Regions from separate parts of the Homo sapiens genome. Here region 2 is linked to region 1. Evidence: chromatin contacts called from ENCODE Hi-C data. All regions are on one chromosome and are shown on one strand. The core of a region is the stretch at or near the end of the contact, and the rest is flanking DNA. Distances in the headings are between cores, read along the strand shown.

Region 1 (4,030 bases), core at 449-2,948:
GTATTATATTATGTATAATTAATATAATAAATATGTATCAATAAAATATATTTTTTCCAGCCAGTCATTCATGTTACCTGTCCTCCTGTTCTTTAACCTCACAAAAATAAAATTGGGCTTTCAAAGTTTTTTTTCCTGTTGCCCAGTAGAAAAAAAATGTTGTGGCTTCTACTTAAAGTCATCTAATTTAACATCAAGGCTAAAACAGGGAGAATATCAAGAAGCTTAAGTATGTGGACAGAGAAGGAGACATTTTCATAAGTGTTAAATAACAAACAGAGAAATTTTCCTGAATGCTTCACTTCACATGACATTTGCCTTCATAAAGATTGCTCAGTACAGAAAAAAAAGAACTTTGAGAAACCCTTGAAAAAATGTATGAGATAGAACTGAACAGGCATGAGCTGTCATGCCTAGGATAAGTCAAAGAAGGAAGTCACCATGAAACATACAAAACAAAAGTGACATGGGAATCACGAGGTCATAGAATTAAGCCTGCCACCCGGTGGAATGTCACACAGCATGCAAATTAAAATTAAGGTCTCAGTACTGAGCTACTCAAGTAAAGGGATGAGCATTGTTGGAATATACCTTGAGTTGGACACACAAGTCCACTATGGTGAGATGTTTTTTAATGTCTCTACTAAACCTAATTTGATTCTGCAGAATATCTGCCTTAAAGTAACATTACATTTAGGTCTATCTAACTCCATTCTTTTGAAATACAAATTGGCCTACCCACTTAGTTCTCCATATGTAATATGTCAGGAATAAGAATTTTTCTTTGTAATAACTAGTCACATTAATAAACATTTCTTAGTATCTTTTGATACATAGAACAGACTCTTGCTTGAGTATTAGGAAATATGAAGAAAGTTTATTGCCCTGTGAGAAATTCGTAATTGGTCACTTGGTGAATTTGTACTTTATTGCTTTTCCTCTGAGAAATGCATTCCTTGGTTTATAAGACCTTGAAATCTCTAAGATAAAGAAATTTTGTTTCTATTAATGTTGAGAAACGTCATCACTATTATGTTTTTATGGTTGGATCTTTGGTGGTTACCCATTATCATTACAGACAACAATTTCACACTGTGCCTCTAACATTCTCAAATATATGAATTAACAAAGAAATTGTATGAAATCCTGAGAAGCACAGAAAAATGTATGTCTTTTTTTTTCTTAAGCTAGATATTTAAGAACAAGGCACAATACATCTTGAAAAAAAGATTTATAGAACTAATAAAATCTTGGCAAATAAAGCATTATGATTCCATTCACAAATGTGATAAAGACAGTAAGCTAAACTTTCAAAGCTGCATCTTAGACACTTTATCCTAACTAGGTTTTCTAAGATTTAACCACCCATGCGAATTACTATGTGTTGTGAATTTCAAGTACCATTTTTGCCTTTATTTATTGGATCTGCTAATTTTTCACTTCTGAGTCACAGCATTCCAGCTGAGTAATCATTGCATCATTATTTTAAAAAAAGGAAAGAAAGGAAGGGAGGGAGGGAGGAAGGAAGAAAATTATAAAACTCATAACTTTTTTGCAAAACAAAACCATGTTTTCCTCCAAAATACAAGAATTGACAGCAGAGTTTATGCTTTTCTCACAATTGCAAATACAGTTGACCTTTGAACAACATGCATCTGAATTGCACGAGTCCACTTATACATGAGTTTTCTTCTGCGTCTGCCACATCTGAGACAGCAACACCAATTTCTTCTCTTCTTACTCCTCCTCAGCCTACACACTGTAAACACAATGAGGATGAAGACCTTTATGATGATTCATTTCCACATAATAAATAGCAAATATATTTTCTCTTCCCTGTAATTTTCTTAGTAACATTGTTTTTCCTCTAGCTTATTTAATTGTACAAATTCAGTTGTACAAATTCAATTGCACAATTAAATAAGCTAGAGGAAAAACAATGTTACTAAGAAAGTATATAATACGTATATAAAAGCATATAATACATATATAAAATATGTGTTAATAGACTATGTTGTCAATAAGGGTTCTGGTCAACAGTAGGCTATTACTAGTTAGAAGTTAAAGGAGTCAAATGCTACATGTGAGTTTTTCATTGCATGGGGGTTGGCGCCTCTAACAACCGCATTGTTCAAGAGTCAACTGTACTTTTCATTATTAAAAAAAGAAAAAACTATACTCACTAAAAACTTAGTTGCTGATAGAAGCACTCCTAGCATCAAAATCTGTATTACCCAGAGTTTTCCAGAGAAACAGAATCCACAGGCTATGAGTGTGTGTGTTTATATGTTAATATCTAAATGTATATATATAAGCAGAGGTTCATTTTAAAGAATTGGCTCATGCAATTATGGAGGCTCAGTGTATCCAAAATCTTGTAACGTTGGTCACCGGTCTGGAGACTCAGGGAAGAGTTGAAGTTTGAGTCCAAAGGCTGTCTGTGGCAGAATTTATTCTTGTTGTGGAGGTTGAGTCTTTTTTTTCTATTTAGGCCTTTAATTGATTGGATGAAGCCCACTTATGTTACAGAGGGCTCTTTTCTTTACTCAAAAGTTCCCTGACTTATATGTTAATCTCATCTAAAAAACACCTTTACAGAAAACATCCATAATAATGCTTCATCAAATATCTGGGCACCATGGCCCAGCTGAGTTGACACATAAAATTAACCATCACAAACATAGATATAAAACCAGTTCTATCAACAGAAGAAAAACTCAAGGAGAGAGAAACATTGTTACAAGGCCAGGTACCCATTGCCCCTTTTATCTCAGCTCAGATGTGCCTGCAGTATGTTTAAAAGAGCACAAAGCCCAGTTACCAAAACTGTTTCTTCTGAAAATCATGCATGTGTGTGTTTATGTGTGCATAGCCCAGATGTATTATTCTAATGGAAATTTTAAGCAACATGGAATAATATTTTAGAATTTGTAAATCCTTACATATCACCATGTCATCAGTGACCTTATCTGTAGACAGAGTATCTTCCATTCCCCATCCCCTAAGCCCTAAGGGAGAAATATTTTCTGCTTCTTTATTTCAATTTTCTCTCTTAGATTGGATTGCCTTGCTGTCTAAATATGAAGCATTTTGTGACCAACTGTATCAAGTGCCTTTCTTCTCTATATTCATAACTCTTCATAAATTATCTATTCTTTGTTAAATTTGTGGGAATTCAAAAACAGTGCATTTCAAACTTTTTAAATGAATGTCATGTGTATATCATTGGGGTCAACCATTTTAAAGGACAATGGTTGTAGAAAAGCAGCTCTTTCATACATTCTACATTTTGATTTTGTTATGGTTTGACAGTGTCTCCCCAAAAGCAGGCATTGAAAACTTAATCTCCAGTGGAAGTTTTGGGAGGTGGGGCCTAATGAGAGGTGATTAGGCCATAAAGACTTTGCCCTCATGAATAAATTAGTGGCTTTATCACAAGAGTGGGTCTCTTGTAAAAAGACAGTTTTGCCTTCTTTTGTCTCTCCCTTGCCCTCTCTTTGCCCTCCCACTCTTCTGCTATGGGATGATGTAGCGAGAAGACCCTTGAAAGATGCTGGCATCTTGATCTTGGACTTTCCAGCCTCCAGAATGTGAGAAATAAACTTATGTTCCCTACAAATTACCCAGTCTCAGATATTCTATTATAGCAGCACAAAACAGACTAAGAGATTATCTGAGCTTTTGCAGCAGTACCCTGAGAATAGTCAGTAAGAATTATTAATGACAATGATGATAGTGATAGTGGTGAAGATAGTGAGAGTGGTGGTAATGCGGAAATGACAAGAAAGTAAAAAGGGCAATCGTGAGAATAATCTCTAAGTCAAGACTGAACATAAAGTATCACAGTCCAACTTGAATTCCACCATTTAAGATAACATTATTTACTATTTTCATTTCAACCTTCTATATTTGCTAGATTTTCTTTGCCAATACCAGCGAGAAATTGGCCAAGAACTATGTTACAGACCAACTACATGTCCCTTGTGGGACTGATTAATTAAAACCTGGCACTGATGAGATAAAGCTGATC
Region 2 (4,030 bases), core at 1,050-3,549, 150 kb after region 1:
CAAGTGAAATAACTCATTAAGACTTTATATTAATCAGAATACTCAGATATAGAAAATACAAATACTGTTGTCTTCTTGCATGCATTTTTTCCATAATGAAACTCAAATAGACAGCACCATATGTTTACTTAGTTATATAGGTAGTATGAGAAGAGGAAATAGCTGTGTTGGGCACAAGTTAGTATTATAAATGAAGATAGTTGAGAGTTAGCCTATGTGGCAATTTTATAAAATAGTCTATAAAACTTTCTACTTAGAAAGAATGGTCCATTATTTCTGGGCATCAGATTAAGAGCAAACTTTGTGCTCTTTACTCCTTAATCTTCTCCAAAGTTTAAGGAATATTTTCATACTTAGTTTTTCTGTACTCAAAAAGCACTTTTATTCTCACATATCGGGATTCAATACCTGGATAATTTTAGCCTTTTGATTACTATTGTTGTAGGCAAAAGAGCACTTTACAGTTTTTTTTTCCTTTCTTTCTTTCTTTCTTTTTTAAAATCTGGTACTAAAACTTCAACTTAATTTATTTCAAACTGAAAGTTAAACTCAGATTGACTTTGGAAAAACCTTCTAACATCTTAAAAATGAAGAAACATTACATTGATCACAAAATAAATATTAAAATTTTATTGATAGATCAACAATTTAATTTATAAAACATTCAAGGCCTATGACTTTTCTACAAAGTTAATCAGTGAAGAGAAAATGGAAAGCCAGAATATATGTCTGGATATCACAATACTAAGAGCAATAAAATGTTTTCAATTGCCTCAGCATACATAACATTTTTATTTAAAATGAAGTCCTATAACCCAGAGTGCAGAATATTTAAACTCTGCTGCAATGAATTGATTGTCTTGATATAGAAAACTACTGCATCCACAGTGATTAAGATGGAATACGTTAATGAAGTAAGAGGGCATTTTTCAGTCAAAGTTGGTGGTGTTCTTGGATGTACTGTCTTTCCTTCTTTACCTTTTCTCTGCTATGTTTATCCTCTCCGAGCTGCTCTCATGTGTAAAGGCTCTGGAATTCCTGAAAAAATGATACACTAGCTTCATTCTCTACTAGTATAGTTTAAACAAGATGAGCTCATGTTAAACAAAAAGGGCAGCCACTAAGGGATTTAAAATGTACAAGTTGGTCATCTGAGAGGGTTTTGTACTTATGATAAGGGAGGAGACCACCCCTCATATTGTCTTATGCCCAATTTCTGCCTCCAAAGAAAGAAAAAGTAAAAACTAAAAGGCAGAAATGAAATCCACAAGCAGACAGCCCGGCGCCACACCCTGGGCCTGGTAGTTAAAGATCGACCCCTGACCTAATCGGTTATGTTATCTATAGATTACAGACATTGTATAGAAAAGCACTGTGAAAATCCCTATCCTGTTTTGTTCCGATCTAATTACCGGTGCATGCAGCCCCCAGTCATGTACCCCCTGCTTGCTCAATCGATCAAGACCCTCTCACGCACACCCTCTTAGAGTTGTGAGCTCTAAAAAGGGACAGGAATTGCTCACTCAGGGAGCTCAGCTCTTGAGACAGGAGTCTTGCCGATGCCCCCGGCCGAATAAACCCCTTCCTTCTTTAACTCGGTGTCTGAGGAGTTTTGTCTGCGGCTTGTCCTGCTACAATGAGACTTGTATATAGCTTTATGCTATTAAATGAGTATAGCATAAGTTTTATGCCTCAATTAGCATCTTTGAAGCTCTCTGTTCGTCTCCCCTCTAGTGGGTAGATCCTTTCTCTATTGCATACTTTTATGTCAGTGTGGTTTAATTTCAGCTAAATCCTACAGAAGCATATTGAATACTCACTGTGTGCTACAGCCACGAAGATGAACATGACATTGCCTTGCCTCAAAAATACTTAATATTTAGCAGGCCATTAAATATTATATATTCAAGGAATACTTCAAAGCAGATTCAAAAACTATAGCAATTCATCAAGAGGGAGCCTCTTCCTCTTGTAGGTACAAAAATCTTAGACCTTACTCAATAAACATGCTGAAGAAAACTACTATAAAATCTGGACATATTGCAAACAGCAACTCCCTGAAGGTGCTGGAGATTGAGCAGAAACAGATTCTGCACAGACTAACCTGAGGAAGAAAGACAGAAGCTGGACAGGGAAGTAACAGTCCCCACAGCTTTTAACCTTGAACTAATTTCAGTCCACACCTCTCATACAGTAGTAATAAAGACATGTGTACCAAAAGCCCACAGTCTTTCTGGCCTGGGGAACCAGAATACTGAAGCAGAGAAACCACAAATGCTGCAGAGAGTCGGGGAATAGCCAAAGGGAAAGAGTCATAGAGGGAATCCCTAAAGTTTTCTCACATCTCTGACTAATTCCTGAATCATGCATTTACAGAACAGACTAAAAACGATTCACTTAAAGACCATAGGCCTAAATTGAGACCAGAGAGCTGTCCAAGAAGCAGTTTGCAACTCAATCCCATCTGAAAAAAAGTTACTTTATACAACAAAGGAAACACTCATTGGAGAAAATAACACAATACAGATCCTCCATGACTTCACATTCAGAGTGTCTAATATGCAATCCAAGATTATGTAAAATAAGAACTAAGAAGATGGAACATTTTCTCAAAAGAAAAGAAAATATTGAAACTAACTGGCATGAATTTGAAGCTACCTGTTATATCTATTCTCAGTGAAATAAAATAAAACATGATGTCTTTATAAATAAAAATATAAGCAAAGAAAAAAGAAAGATTAAGGGGACTTTCAGACAGGTGATGAAAATCATCGAAGGTGAAGAATATAGAGAAAATAATAAAGCCATAAGGACTTGTTAGATTATACAAAATTGTCAAACATACATGTAATTTTAATACCAAAATAATAGAAAGGAAACAAATCAGAAAACTAATATTTAAAGAAATAATAGTGAAAATTTTTCTAAAAGTGTTGAAAGACAGGAATTTGGAGATATAAGGTGCTAAAGGTACCCTAAATAGAAAAAACCAACCAAACAAAAAAGTCTGTGCTGAGGTACATCATAGTGAAACTGTTGAAGGACAAATATAAAGAACAAAACTTGAAAGCAGCAAATAGAAAATGACATATTATGTACAGGGTGACAACAAACCCATTACTAGCTGACTTCTCACCATAAATAGAGGTTCCCACAAAAGACTGAAACAACACCTTTGTGATGAATGTTTCGAAAAGAAAAAGAAAATAAAAAAAGGGAGGAAAACCTGCTAACCCAGAATTCGATAACTAATAAAAATATTACTTAAGAATGAGGGCAAAATAAAGATATTTTCAGAAACTCAACACCAGCAAATCTGCACTATAAGACATACTAAAGTAAATTGTGCAAACTGAAGAGAAGTGATACCAGATAGAAACTCAGATTCCAAGAAAACATTAAAGAACACAGAAAATAGTAAATACCTGCAAAATTGCAAGTTGTTTTTTATTTTACTTTTTTTTCCTTTGGTTCTTTATATACCATGTCGATGTTTAAAACAAACTTAAAACATTTTCTTGCAGTACTTGAAGATGTACTTATATATTATACATAACAACTACCTGTTATAACCAAAAGGAAGCTAAAATGGATCTACATGCTTTCAAGATTTCTATAATTGATTCTAAGTAGTATGGTGTTAATTATAAGTGGACTGTGAAAAGTTAACGATGTATGCTTTATAAAAAACAACCACTTAAAAATGCAAAAGTGCCACAAAAATGTTTATTAAAAATTTTAAATAAAATTCAAAGAATCATCCAAATTATTTTTTATTTATTTATTTTATTTTTTTTTTTTGAGATGGAGTCTCACCCTGTCGCCCAGGCTGGAATGCAGTGGTGCGATCTCGGCTCGCTGCAACCTCCGCCTCCCGTGTTCAAGCAATTCTCCTGCCCCAGCCTCTCAAGTAGCTGAGATTACAGGCGCACGCCACTACCGCCCAGCTAATTTTTGTATTTTTAGTAGAGACGGGGTTTCACTGTGTTGGTCAGGCTGGTCTCAAACTCTTGACCTCATGATCCACCCC

What was found. A loop is a pair of places that touch in the nucleus more often than their neighbours do. Pooled maps may share reads with other maps.
Region 2: a map of PC-9 shows a loop between it and region 1 (2.1-fold over the local background). The contact joins two enhancer-like sites. A Hi-C loop is called at or near these places in 2 of 168 maps with a recorded cell type or tissue (PC-9 and endothelial cell of umbilical vein) and 4 of 50 pooled maps.

The regions. Positions count from the first base shown.
Region 1 is chr3:110,418,838-110,422,867 of GRCh38, forward strand. No RefSeq gene overlaps it. Among named protein-coding and RNA genes, the nearest start is that of NECTIN3-AS1, 650 kb to the right of the region's middle. Within about 2 kb of position 1,699, at least 5 of the 41 ENCODE cell types and tissues checked have a DNase peak (open chromatin) inside an H3K27ac peak, as active enhancers do.
Region 2 is chr3:110,566,197-110,570,226 of GRCh38, forward strand. The region is part of intron 3 of LOC105374037 (a long non-coding RNA gene); the gene reads right to left. Among named protein-coding and RNA genes, the nearest start is that of NECTIN3-AS1, 500 kb to the right of the region's middle. Within about 2 kb of position 2,300, at least 2 of the 41 ENCODE cell types and tissues checked have a DNase peak (open chromatin) inside an H3K27ac peak, as active enhancers do.